3 separate regions of the Mus musculus genome follow, and regions 1 and 3 are each linked to region 2. Evidence: chromatin loops called from intact Hi-C (ENCODE). Cell type or tissue: heart. All regions are shown on one strand. Each heading gives the region's core, and the rest is flanking DNA. Links, peaks and the distances in the headings are about the cores only.

Evidence for each region. A loop is a pair of places that touch in the nucleus more often than their neighbours do. Peaks named below come from ENCODE experiments on the same cell type or tissue, not always from the same donor. Only the 100,000 strongest peaks of a DNase experiment are listed, where the experiment ranks them.
Region 1: it touches region 2 in a loop (2.9-fold over the local background); 2 of 42 quality-filtered maps call a loop at or near these places.
Region 3: it touches region 2 in a loop (10-fold over the local background); 3 of 42 quality-filtered maps call a loop at or near these places.

What each region holds. Positions count from the first base shown.
Region 1 is chr2:59,960,528-59,964,561 of GRCm38, forward strand. Baz2b (bromodomain adjacent to zinc finger domain, 2B) reads right to left here. Exons shown (of 36, transcript NM_001001182.3): 9 at 1,494-2,103. Among named protein-coding and RNA genes, the nearest start is that of Gm13572, 75 kb to the right of the region's middle. In heart, for the core only: no CTCF peak of the experiment used is centred there; no DNase peak of the experiment used is centred there; H3K27ac peaks cover 1,439 bases.
Region 2 is chr2:59,828,281-59,832,314 of GRCm38, forward strand. The region is part of intron 19 of Tanc1 (tetratricopeptide repeat, ankyrin repeat and coiled-coil containing 1); the gene reads left to right. Among named protein-coding and RNA genes, the nearest start is that of Wdsub1, 52 kb to the right of the region's middle. RefSeq lists an enhancer at 493-1,081. In heart, for the core only: a CTCF peak has its summit at 2,091 (motif pointing right); DNase peaks (open chromatin) are centred at 1,081, 2,121 and 2,861; H3K4me3 peaks cover 680 bases; H3K27ac peaks cover 2,500 bases.
Region 3 is chr2:60,416,126-60,420,159 of GRCm38, forward strand. It overlaps Pla2r1 (phospholipase A2 receptor 1), which reads right to left. Exons shown (of 30, transcript NM_008867.2): 30 at 1,418-4,034. The coding sequence ends at 3,888. Among named protein-coding and RNA genes, the nearest start is that of Gm13580, 6.6 kb to the left of the region's middle. In heart, for the core only: a CTCF peak has its summit at 2,183 (motif pointing left); a DNase peak (open chromatin) is centred at 2,176.

The DNA of each region.
Region 1 (4,034 bases), core at 886-3,385, 130 kb after region 2:
GTTAAAAAAAAAATGTTTCCCCCCTAGGGAGTAGTTTTGGTTTTGTGCTTTGCTTTCTTAGCTGTAGTTTTTCAATTCAGGTAAAGACTTCATCAAGTTTTGAGAGATTCACAAACTATGCTCACAGGAATAACTGTGGTAAGACAAGAGACAGGCTGAGGGAGGCAGGTCTGCCCTGGTTGTGAAGTCTGGGAAGTTAATACATATGTTAGTCAGCACATACTCCTCTAGACATATGACATACAAGAGTGGATTAAACACTGGGTAAACATAGGGCTGTACTACAAAGGTGCCCAGCCAGCATCTCGGTGGCACTGTTTGGTCTGGTATATTGCCCGCACTGGGGCTCGATGAAAGCTACTTTTAAAAAGCCCTGATACAGATAGACAGTGCCTTTCGGGATTGTACAATATTAGAATGTTAAATTGTAGAAGGACTGTTTTCCTATTCCCATTAGTTACTAAAAAATTCCTGTCAGAACAGCAACAAATCCATATACAAACATTAATACATACATATTTGTATCATTTCTGTATTTATATTTTAAATTATCTTTCATTTTATGAATTTAAAAGCAATCTCTATTTATAAAAAAACAAACCAAACCACTAGAGAGAGTAGATGAAGTCAAGGCATAAGATGATGACCCTATGTCATTTAATAAATCCTGCAATCAAAAGGGACTTAAGATTTTGGTTTTTTAAATGACCATGGTGCAAAATTTTCCATTTTAAAGATAGGTAGTAATGTTTTAATAGGTAGCAGAAGAAAATAAAGCACACCCAAGAATACCTGGGCAGCACTAGCTGGCCTTGGTAGGGTAATGGAGAAGACATTGCGGGAGGAGATGGGGCATGGTGAGGAGCAAGAAAGGGGCAAGGTATGCTCAAAACACATTGAGTGAAATTCTAAATTAATGCATAATCCACCCACTCACCCCCCCCCCACCTCAGACAGGGCTTCTCTGCCCAGCCCTGGCTGTCCTGGAACTCACTCTGTAGAGCAGGCTGGTCTCCAAATCACAGAGATCCACCTGCCTCTGCCTCTGCCTCCCAAGTGCTGGGATTAAAGGTGTATGCAGCTAACATGGGTCAAAATTATTAGCTGTTGTTGTTATTATTATTATTATTGGTTTCAATCTGCCTGTGTGTTTCCACAGTGCTGGGATTGAGAGAATGAGTCACCACCACCTGGCTTAAAATTAGTTTTGAAAACATAACAATTGCACTGTGTAAGTGGTCATGATGAAATGGAAACTCAGCAACCTGATCAAACTGTTTGATTCATGCACCAGCACTTTACAATTAGTCACTAATGCCAGGGGAACCACAATCTAAGATTTAACTTACAGTTTCAGAAACAATTTTACGTTTTATTGGCTGTAAGAAATCAGTGAGTGGCGGTGAGTCTAAGTGTGAAAATCACGATGTTTTAGAAAACTTTCTGGTACATACACTTAAAAACAAACTTTAAAAGTTAAAGCAGAAAATAACCTGATTGACTGTCATCAGACTCATCATCTTCATCATCCTCTTCATCTTCTTCCTCATCATCTTCCTCCTCATCCTCATTTGAGTCCTCAGAGTCTTTACTACTGGGAACGTCTGAATCTGTCCCTCTAAACTGTTCCACCAAGGCCGCGGCCGCTGCCGCCGGATGGGGGTGATGGTGCGCTTTGAGCGGGGTTGCGTCATTGCTGACCCGCTTTTCCTTCCCACTGCTGTGCAGGATGGGCGAGGCAGAGGGCAGCGCTGGAGTCTGACTGCCAGGGGCTCTCCTCCCACTCGTGCTCAGATTGACAGGTGAGGAGAACGGGGTGCTACTTGAGACATTTTCGTTAATCTTACTCTGCATTTTCGTTTTGGTAGTTAGTGCTAACGGAGCTTCTTGAATGACGCTTTGAATGACTCCATTTGGTTGGTGATTCCCTAAAAGTGCATTTGTCAAAAATGGATTAGGGTGGTTGTTATCTAGTGGTAGTTTTGGATGTGCTGGTGAGCTAGAGGTTGCTTTAGTATTTGACAAAGCTGCAATAACCTTCTTCAGGCTCTTCCCCATCTCCTGTTTCTTTCCTTGTGATGGGAATGTCTGCTTATATTGTTCCTGGTGAAACACAAGTTAAAAACAAAATGAGAAGGCCGGGAGACAGAGACTGAGTCTGTTTGTCAGTATCAGAACACAGCTGTCCAGAGAAACTTACACCGTGACAGGTCCAGGCACAGGGAAAGGAATGTCAGCAACCGCAAGGGGCTATCAGACCTTGCTTAGACATCCCGTGTCCACACTCTCATCTGTTTTAACCACTCAGAACACACATGCCTCTTGACTGTCCCCTCTCCTGACTGCTGTTCTCATATTCACAATAACCTAGTCTGAGGCCCTAAAACTGTCCCCCCCTCCCCTCCAAAAGCTCAAAGCAAAAACACAACACCAGCTAGTCCATTATGGATTCTTTCATGAAATATTGCTCAAATTTAGGACATTGCTGTTAAGCCTTCCTGTCCAACTCCTAGTAAATACCACATATGAATGCAGACTTTGTATTGCATTAGTTTTCTTTGAGTAGCTTCAGGGAGCCCCGTCAACCTCAGTTAGATGCAAATCATTTCATGGCTAGTCACTAGGCAGTTTTCTAGCTGGTCGGGCAGCTGCTTAGACCTGAGTCACGTGGCACCTTCCTCCTCCCACATTTTGCTAAAATCCTTTGTCTACAGAACTGTTTCAGGAGCATGAAACCCTGTCCATTCTTCAGGCAGTTTTCCACATTCCTCTCAGACAGACACATCCCTCATTCCATCCCCGGTGCTCCACCCAGCTGATATTCCATGGTCGACCAGTTGTTTGGTTTCTTTTTTTTCCTTTGTTGAGACAGATTATCATTCATGTAGCTCGGCTAGGCTGGCCTTGAACTCCTGACTGTCCTGCCTCCAACTCTCAAATTCTGGGATTACAGCATGTGTCCCAAACACTTGATTCTATGTATAGTTTACATGTGTTAATGCTTTAAAGAGTTAAGTTTCCATTGTTTGATACATTTCCAAAGCAGAAATTCTCTCTTAATGGTCTTCTAGAAACATTAACTAGAGCCCTGTTCTTGAAACACACCTGAGACGAATAACACTAGATTACAAAATGAATTTTTGAGGAAGAAAAAAAAATGGTCTGTTTATTTCTTGCTTTTTGAGCTAGAATCTTATTCTAGAGTGCAGGTCACTCTGGACACATTATTACCCAAGGTTTCTCCAACTCACTATAATTTTCTTGCTTCAGCCTCAGCTGACATTAGAGACATGAGCCATTATATTCAACTTATTTTTCAAAGCAAAAATTTAAGGTACCTGGGGGCCAACTGGGAACTGGGTACTAGGTTTTCTAACTGAATATTCCCAGCATACACAAGGTGCTGGGTTCAATATCCAGCACGGGAGGAAAACAAATAGAATACAATTTTCTTGGGAAAATTTATAAATAATAAATTCACAAAATTTACTTCTATAGGTAAAAATTAGAAACCAGATATTAAAAATCTGAAATAGTACTTCAGGGGCTAAATTCAGGGGCACAGTGGCTAAGACCACAGGCTGCTCTTCCAGAGGACCTACTTTAATTTCCAGCAAATAGACATCTGGTGGCTCACAGTTGTCCATAATTTAAGTACAGGGGTTCCTTCCCATAAACTCTTCTAGTCTTCCTGGGTACCAGGCACACATGCAGAAAACAGACATACATGCAGAAAAAAATATCCATTCACGTATAATAAGAAAATAATTAAATCTTTAAAAAGGAACTACTTGATAATAAAAAAGCAGATTTTACTGTTATAATTGAGATAATATATAATGATTTAGAATTATTAAAACATATTTTGCTAATTTGTTTTGTTTTTCAAGACAGGGTTTCTCAGTGTTCCCTGGCTGTCCTGTAGCTCTGTCAACCAGGCTGGCCTCAGTATGGAAAACCACCTGCCTCTATCTCCTGAGTACTGGGATTAAAGGTGTGTGCCACCATGGCCTAGCTTGTTTTGTTACTTTCTA
Region 2 (4,034 bases), core at 984-3,483:
ACAGCTCTGTTAGAACACTTCATAAACAGCCTTGTCTGTGATGAGATGACTGTGTTCCCAGCAAGCTGACAGTTGAGAGTTGTTTCTTTTTTTAAAATCAAATCTTTGCCCGGAGAACTTCAATATGTAAAGGATTCTGCCAAATGATCCATTTTATGGTGCCAAGGAGTGTTTCTCCGTGATGTTTTCAGTGAGCTCGGATGGCTAAGTGTCAGTTAGGTTTTTCCTAAAATGAACATCTGCCGGGACGAATCTGCTCGTGCTCAGAAGACAGCGCTGCCAAGGTGAAATCACTCAGGATTGTCAGGATAGGGAGGGGATGTGCTTGCTTTTGGTTTTTTTTTTTTGTTTTTTTTGTTTTTTTTTTAATTCAATCACACAGATGATATCTTGTTAAGCGATTGCCAAGTAAAAGCACTTGTGCCTGGCTTCAGTGCCTCGTGTTCACAGGGACTGGGGCCTTTCCTTTCACGTGTCCTTGTGTTTTATTGGCCAAACACAAAGCAGCAATGTCCTCTTTCCCACCCTGGTCCTGCCTTTCACACCCCACCCCTGCCCCCACTCCTTTTTTGTCTGATGAAGCCAAGTTCACTGACCCTCATTAGAGCTGGGGCCAAGGTTGGCTTTCTCAGCAGGATGGTTGGAATTCCTGAGCATAGCTTGTTTTGAGTTTGTTTGTTGTAGCCCTCCATGCTTCCGAATATGGGAATGTGGTATCCTGAAATCCTCACCTCTGTGGAAACTTGAGATGCATCCTCGCCTGGGGAGTTTGGTGATGGAGCTAAAAATACTCACTCTGGGTAGAAGAGGAAGCCAGTGCTCCAGTGTCTGTCATCAGCAGTGTCTCCTTAGGAATTCCTGTATAGAACCTGATCTGGTTTGAGGCTGAGCAGAGTGGACCTGCGCTGACAGGTTCTTAATCGCCCCCCCCCCCCCCACAGCAGGTCTGCACTAACAAGCACACAGCAAATCAAATCTGGCTGTGGAGAAAGAAGAAGGTGGGAATCTGACCCCGTCGCCAGGCCTGGCAGGGCGGGCACGCTTGTCAGCTTGTCAGCTGCTCCAACGTCCGGCTTCTCTGCTGGCTGGTGAAACACACGAATCCTATTTTTAGCGCAGGGCTGTCTGATGTGTTACTGTCAAGACTTCAGCAGCAGCTGCAGCAGAGATTCCAGATTCCGACTTAAAGGCACCCCGTTTCTCAGTGGTGAAGCCCCTTCACTAAATGAGAGGGGGGAGTGTTGAGTAGGTGGACCATCCAGTCTCAAATGCAAGACCGGACTTGTCTCTTTCCGGGGACTCCTAGGTCTCGGTGTGCAGACACATGTGTGCACCCCTGATTTCTTTCTCCTCCTGCTTGGGTCCAGCCATGGAAAGAGGAGGAGAGTCCCTGAGTGGAGGAGAGTTCCAGAGCAGCAGCTGGCACCCAGGTCTTTTATGGCCCACTTGAGGGCTCCTGCAAGATCAGTTGAGATAACGTATATTATAGGAGAAGAAAACAAAACAATTTTTATATCCTTCAGAACCCCTAGGGGAGGGACAGACTTTTGTAATGAAAGGCACGTCAGCTGGAGCCATGCACACCAGTGTTGCTCTCCTTGAGGCAGAGGTGCACATGACAGAGAAATGAGCATGGCTCACAGGGACTGCACAGGCCCAAGCTTCGGACTCAGCCTCTGCATAGGCTGTGAGACAGAGACAGGTAACATGGGCGAGGCCACACGTGTGAGGTTCTCCAGTGAATCCATACCTGATCCTCCCTAAACAGAGGAGATGTCTATCAAGGGAGGGTTCCCACAGGGACATCAGCTTCCCACATAAAGCGGAGCAGCTCGTCCATACTCAGCGCTTCTTAGGACATCTGAGCATCTCAGTATAGCTTCTCTTTCTGCCAGAGGCAGGTGTGGGTGCCGTATACTTGTGCTAGAGCCTGTAGTTCCTGCCTGGCTTCTTACAGGGACTGAGGCTAGCTCTACCACTTCCTTGGAGAGCGGAAAGGGTCCAGTGCTACTTCCTGGAGCAGCGTTCTACCACTGATGCCGAAACAGTGCCCTTAGGGTGTGCTGTGCTTTGTTTGTGGAACACGTTGACAGCCAGCAGATGTCAGCCTATGCGTCCTCATGGTCAGGCCTGAAAAGGCTGGTGTCAGCTTTCAATCTGCTGCCTCCTCCGGTCCCCTGACTTGCTCCTTCTGTGCTGTCCGCTGCAAAATCAAGAGACTTGAGGTCAGTTAGAACAGAGTCCCTTGAACACGTTTTCCTGGAGAGGTGTGCTGACCTACTTCCTGAGAGAGAAGAAGGTGTTGTCACTGAGTGAGGAGGAACTCACACTGAGCGAGAGTGGTCTGGTGGGACCAGGCCAGCAGAATGCCCCTCACCTCCCCAGCGAGAGGGGAAGCTACTGAAAGATGGACAGTGCCGACTGTAGGGTCCACATTCATGCTCAGGGGCTTGGGACCAGAAATACCATGAGAACCGGCTTGTCTTTCTGGAAAGAGGGGCTGCCTGTTCCTGCTGTCTTCCTGGGCTTTAGATGCTAGGCCCCCGAGATGAGTCTTCCTGGTAATCTGCTCCGTCCCACGGCTCCTGCCTTGCTCCTTACTCCCTGCACAAGGCTGGGATGGGACTCGGGTGATATTAGCACTCTCAGAACCAGCTGTCTGGTCTGCAGTGTCTGTGTCTCTGTCTTCTGTCTGCCTGTCTGTCGTTAGTCCATCTGTCTGTGTCATGGTTAACCTCAGTCACCAGGGCCATGTATAAGGGAAGCTGGAGTAGTTATGGGCAGAGGTTTAGGAGCCAACCCTGGTGGCATAGTATTTATAGAAGGCCCCAGGAGGAGCAGGCATCAGGCAGCTGTGTGGGAGGGGCCTGGAGAGACAGGTCCACGCATGCAAGTGTATGGGAAGCAGCCTCCTTGATCACAGGTGTCCGAGGTTCTCGTCACCATATCCCTAGCTCTGATGAGGAGGCAGATCTTGGGTCCCACTCTCTCCAAAAGGAGCGTTCAAGGTCCCTTCTCCAGACTGCTCTTGCAGTGTGGGCTTTTACTCACTGAGTCAAGCATGTAAGATGGGTCTGTTGTGTTGTCAAGTTGTGTTTAGGTGTGGGGCATGTATTTTCATAGATGTGTGAATTTCCCACCCTATGATAACATTGTTCGCTGGCGTCTCCCACTACTGACAGCAGTGTGGGTAGTGTCCGGCTTGAGGCCTCGTGAGGAACACTGCCACACAAGTGTGCATTCACCCGATCTGACTCCCAACTGCTGTCTCCTGCCGTCATTCCCACCAGTGAGGAGTGGGTGACCCCTCGTGCATCTCTCAGTTGCATCGGCTGCTGAGGAGGCCGGGCACTTTCATATGATCACGGGCACCGCCTTGCTTTTGTGAAGGGTTTGTTTCTGCTGTTTCCCATTTGTAGCTGAGAAGTCCACCTCTTCCCCAACCGCCCCACCCCCCGATCGTGGGGATACTGCTGTCTTCTGGAAGCTGGAAATTAAGGATATATTTAAAAACAGTCTTCCAAGGAGGCACGGGAATGGCACCACAGGCTTAAGCTGCTTCCTCCTCCTGGCAGCAGGTCACTCCCTTCTAGGGAGCATCTATCCTGTGCGGCTCAGAGCCATGCTGCCCTACAGGGCTTGACATTAGTGTACTGCCGCTGTGCTCAATGGATCCCAGCGATCACAGAACCCACCCTGATTAAAAGGGCAAGGGTTGTCACTGGCACCTGCTATTGTCTTTTCTTGGACACGTGACAAGGCAAAAGCCAGGATGGAGGTGAGGGGAGGGGAGGCACTGACAGTCACGTGAGCACTCTTTCCCGCTGGAGCTGCACTCCACACCACACCCAAGAGGCATCCACCCCGCACCTTATTTTTTTCTCTTATGATATGGGATTTTAACTTGTTAAAAGAGGTTTTATGGGCTAGAGAGATGACTCAGTGGTTAAGAGCACTGACTGCTCTTCCAGAGGTCCTGAGTTCAAATCCCAGCAACCACATGGTGGCTCACAACCATCTGTGATGGGATCTGA
Region 3 (4,034 bases), core at 886-3,385, 590 kb after region 2:
CTTTCCTGGTCTCCCCTTCGGAAACCCCCTATCCTTTCCCCCTTCCCTCTGCCTCTATGAGGGTGCTCCCCCATCCACCTACCCACTCCCATCTTCCCACCCTGGCATTCCCCTACCCTGGGGCATCAAGGCCCCAGGGTCTCTCTTCACACTGATGTCTGACAAGGCCATCCTCTGCCACATATGTGGCTGGAGCCATGGGTCCTTCCATGTGTACTCTTTGGTTGGTGGTCTATTCCCCAGGAGGACTGGGGGTGGGGTCTGGCCTGTTGACAGTGTTGCTCCCCTCATGGGGCTGCAAACCCCCTTCAGTCCCTTCTGCAACTTCTCCACCGGGAAACCCCGAGCTCAGTCCGATGGTTGGCTGCGAGCATCCGCCTCTGTCTTTGTCAGGTGTGCAGTTATTTTTATGCCTCAAATTATGAACGCACATGTTGATTTTGTTGGTCATACAACACATGGCATGATACAGGTGTTAAACTGAAATTGTTTATGTCAATTAATATTTGAATGGTAGACATGATGAGGAATCCAGAGTCTCTTGCCTCTTCTGATCCACTCCAGTATCAACTGTGAATCACTATAAAAAAATTACTTCAAATGGATTTAGCCACAATGTAAAGGTAATTATATACGTCATTCCTTTGGTTGTGTTTGTTCTGGATATCCAGACGTTAACTATATATTAATTTGGCCATTTTAAAGAGGTAAAGAGACTTCAAGACTAAACAGTCATCTAAAGAGACCATTCAGGTGTGGAGCTTTCGATGACAATCAAACCTGAATGGCTCTTAGAATAGGAAGAACTCAAGATGTTATTAACTGAAAAAAATCCAAGACTTTCCAATTCTTGGGAGTATCTAAAGATACTCAGGTCAGTCACAGGGGAAAAACTTACATATATAGATATTTTAATTTTTAATGGTCCCAAGGTCTAGTAAATTTTTGATCAACCCATGGTCAAAGACCCTTCAGGAAAATAATATATTTTAAAGGGATGAATATTAATCATGAGTGAATTTTTAATCCTATGTTTTTTTTATGCTGTAGTTATGAAATTAAGTTCTGGGGCTTCTCTAGAGGACGTGGGTTCAAGTCCCAGCACCCACATGAGAGCCCACAACTGCCTCAAACTCCAGTTCCAGGGGATCTGGCACCTTTATATAGAGACATACATACAGGCAAAACACGAATGCACAGTAAATAAATAAGAAATCAAATTCTGATTAAAAATAAATGTGCATTCCACTCCTAACCAAGAAGCTATTTACAATTGATACCTGCTGGGAGAAGGGCAATCAATTTTCTCCGTTGGAGTGATACTGGGTATATCAACCAGTTGGCCAACACAAAATGAATGCCAAGGGTTGCTTTATGTGTGTGATTTTTGTTTTGTTTAGTTTTTTTTTTTTTTGGTCTTATTATTTTGTTAGTTTATTTTAATTGTACTGTTGTTGAGAAATAGAGAGAATATGAAGTCAGGTGGGGAAGGAGATGGGGAAGGTCTGAGAGGAGAAGGAATATGGTCAAGATATACTGTATGAAAAATATTTTTAAATTAATGAAAGAAGAAGAGATCTATGAAAAGGATTTTAAAGGGTTCATATGTGAAAAAAGCGAGTCCCTTAGTACTCTATGTTTCTGAAATTTCAGCAGTGGGAACAAGTGCAAATTGGTTCATGGGGACAGGCTTCAGGGAAGGCTCAACACAGGATTTCAAAACAGAGCCTTGACAGCAATCTCATCTCTTTCAGCAAGGCCACGGCTGCAAGGGCATACTTTTGTCCACTTGTTATGTGTGATTTTATACTTTTACTGGGAGGCTAATTGACCACAGCTTCATCAAATCCACCAAAATAAAAGGAAATTTAATTTCACTTGAGAGTTTTTTAAATTGAGTCTTTATACCATCCGGTTAGTTCTTTTGAGTCATAAATATATAACTGCTACCTAATATAATGTTCTTTTAAAAGTTAAGTCCTATGACTTGGAAAACAAAATGAGAGTCAAGTGTCCCAGTGTGTCAGCCACATAACAGCAGTAGCAAAGAGCTGTGACCGGGAGCTGTAGTCGTTGTAATAGTCTACAGGGACTCTAGTCTTCAGGTTGTACTGATAAGGATCCCAGTTTGCTGTGCAGAACACATTCATACTTTTTCTCAGAGCGCCCCCTAGTGACGAGTGGCAGGTAGCACCAGGGCCATGGATTGTACTGGCAGAAATACACAAGGAGGCAAGCCTGAGAGTGCCCATGTTTATCCCAGGGACCATACTTAATTTTCATAGCTACCTCCTGTCGTCTGTGTATAGATTGCTTCCCTGGGAATAACGTGTCATGAGCATAGAAGCCACCCTGACTGGTTCACCCCAGGACTGTGCTAGAACAGAAGATCTATCTTAATAAAGACACCCAGTAAACACTCAGACGGCAAGTAACCTCTTACTCTTGATTATGGAGACACTTTTATTTATCATAAATTAATGACAGAATATCAAACCTGTGACCTTTTAATACACAGGAAATATACTTTAAAATTTTAATGTGTGTGTGTGTGCATGCACATATATGTGTGGGCATACTGAGGCTAAAGTCTGACATTAGGTGTCTTTTCCCATGATAGTTTTTGAGATAAAGTCTGTCACTGAACCTGAAATTCATCAGCTTGGCGAGACTGGCTGGTGAAAGAGCTTCTGGGATTCGCCTGGTTTTGTCCCATACCCACCCCAGAGCTGGGGTTGCAGATGTGCACCACTGCACTTAGTCTTTATGTGGGTACTGGGGATTTGAACTCAGGTCCTCAAGATGGCACAGCAGATACTTTACCAACTGAACTGTCTCCTGGCCCCAAATATCATACTCTTAATCCTCATTAACCAACCAATGGCATCAACTAATCCAAGACTAAAAGGAGATGGTCAGAATGGACAGTTTATTTTAAAACACCTTCTCCAGGGTTGTTTTATTCAGTATTTTTTCAACATCTTGTTTAGTTTGGTTCTAATGGGAGCACAATTCAGATCTTCACTTTTTTTTCTCTTTAAGTTTGAGTTACATCTATTCTGTAAGCCCTGGTTAGATTACATATTGCCAGGTAGTGGTGGCACACACCTTTAATCCCAGCACTTGGGAGGCAGAGGGTTTGAGGCTAGTCTGGCATACAAAGTGAATTCTAGGACCGCCAGGACTGTTTATACAAAGAAGCTGTGTCTTGAAAACAAAACAGAACAGAACAATAACAAAAGATTGTTATATAGTATTTTATAATTTTAGATTTTAGTTTTTAATAAGTAAGGCCCATGAACTTTGACAATATTAAACTCTCAATGCATTTCTTTAAACTTACCTAAAAGATATCTTTAAATCAAGGTAATCAATTAACAGGTGAGGGTTTATGGCACAGTTTAAACTGTATGGTTGTTCTTGAGAGTGCCTGCCTACTGAGTTCTTCATATGTAGGAGAAGGTGGTATTTCTCCCACTTAACTTGAGAATCAGATCTAATATAACTTTGTCATTCAAAGTATTAGTTGAGAGCTCAGAACCTGAAGTCTAAAATTTAGGATTTTCCCAAACCACACCATTTAAAAATGGTTGATTTAGAATCAAACAAGCACTGACTGGCAGAAGTACCATCCTGTCATATGGAGTGAGAGGACACGCCCCCTTTCTCTTAATGTATCGAGTGTACCTACACACTGAATGCTTACCAGACTGGCCTGAGAATTCTATTTAATAGTTCTTGTCTTTTAAAATAATGGGCCTTTTCAGAATGGGCCACAGTTAAAGGAAATGAATACGTTAAATCCCATCTGATTTGGTTAAGATTCAAAACCAGTGCTTGAAGATTAATTAAAACAGAGGCGCAATTCACACTATAACGGCATCTCGTTAAGGGGAAATGCAGATAGGACGCCCTTTGTGGCCTCTTTTGCTCTCTGTAGCTGGAGCATCTCTAACTTCTTCATCATTGGTGTTCTTCTCAAGATCAGAAATGAGAATGTTCTCTTCTAAATGTGCTGTGCTGAAGTTGAGTGT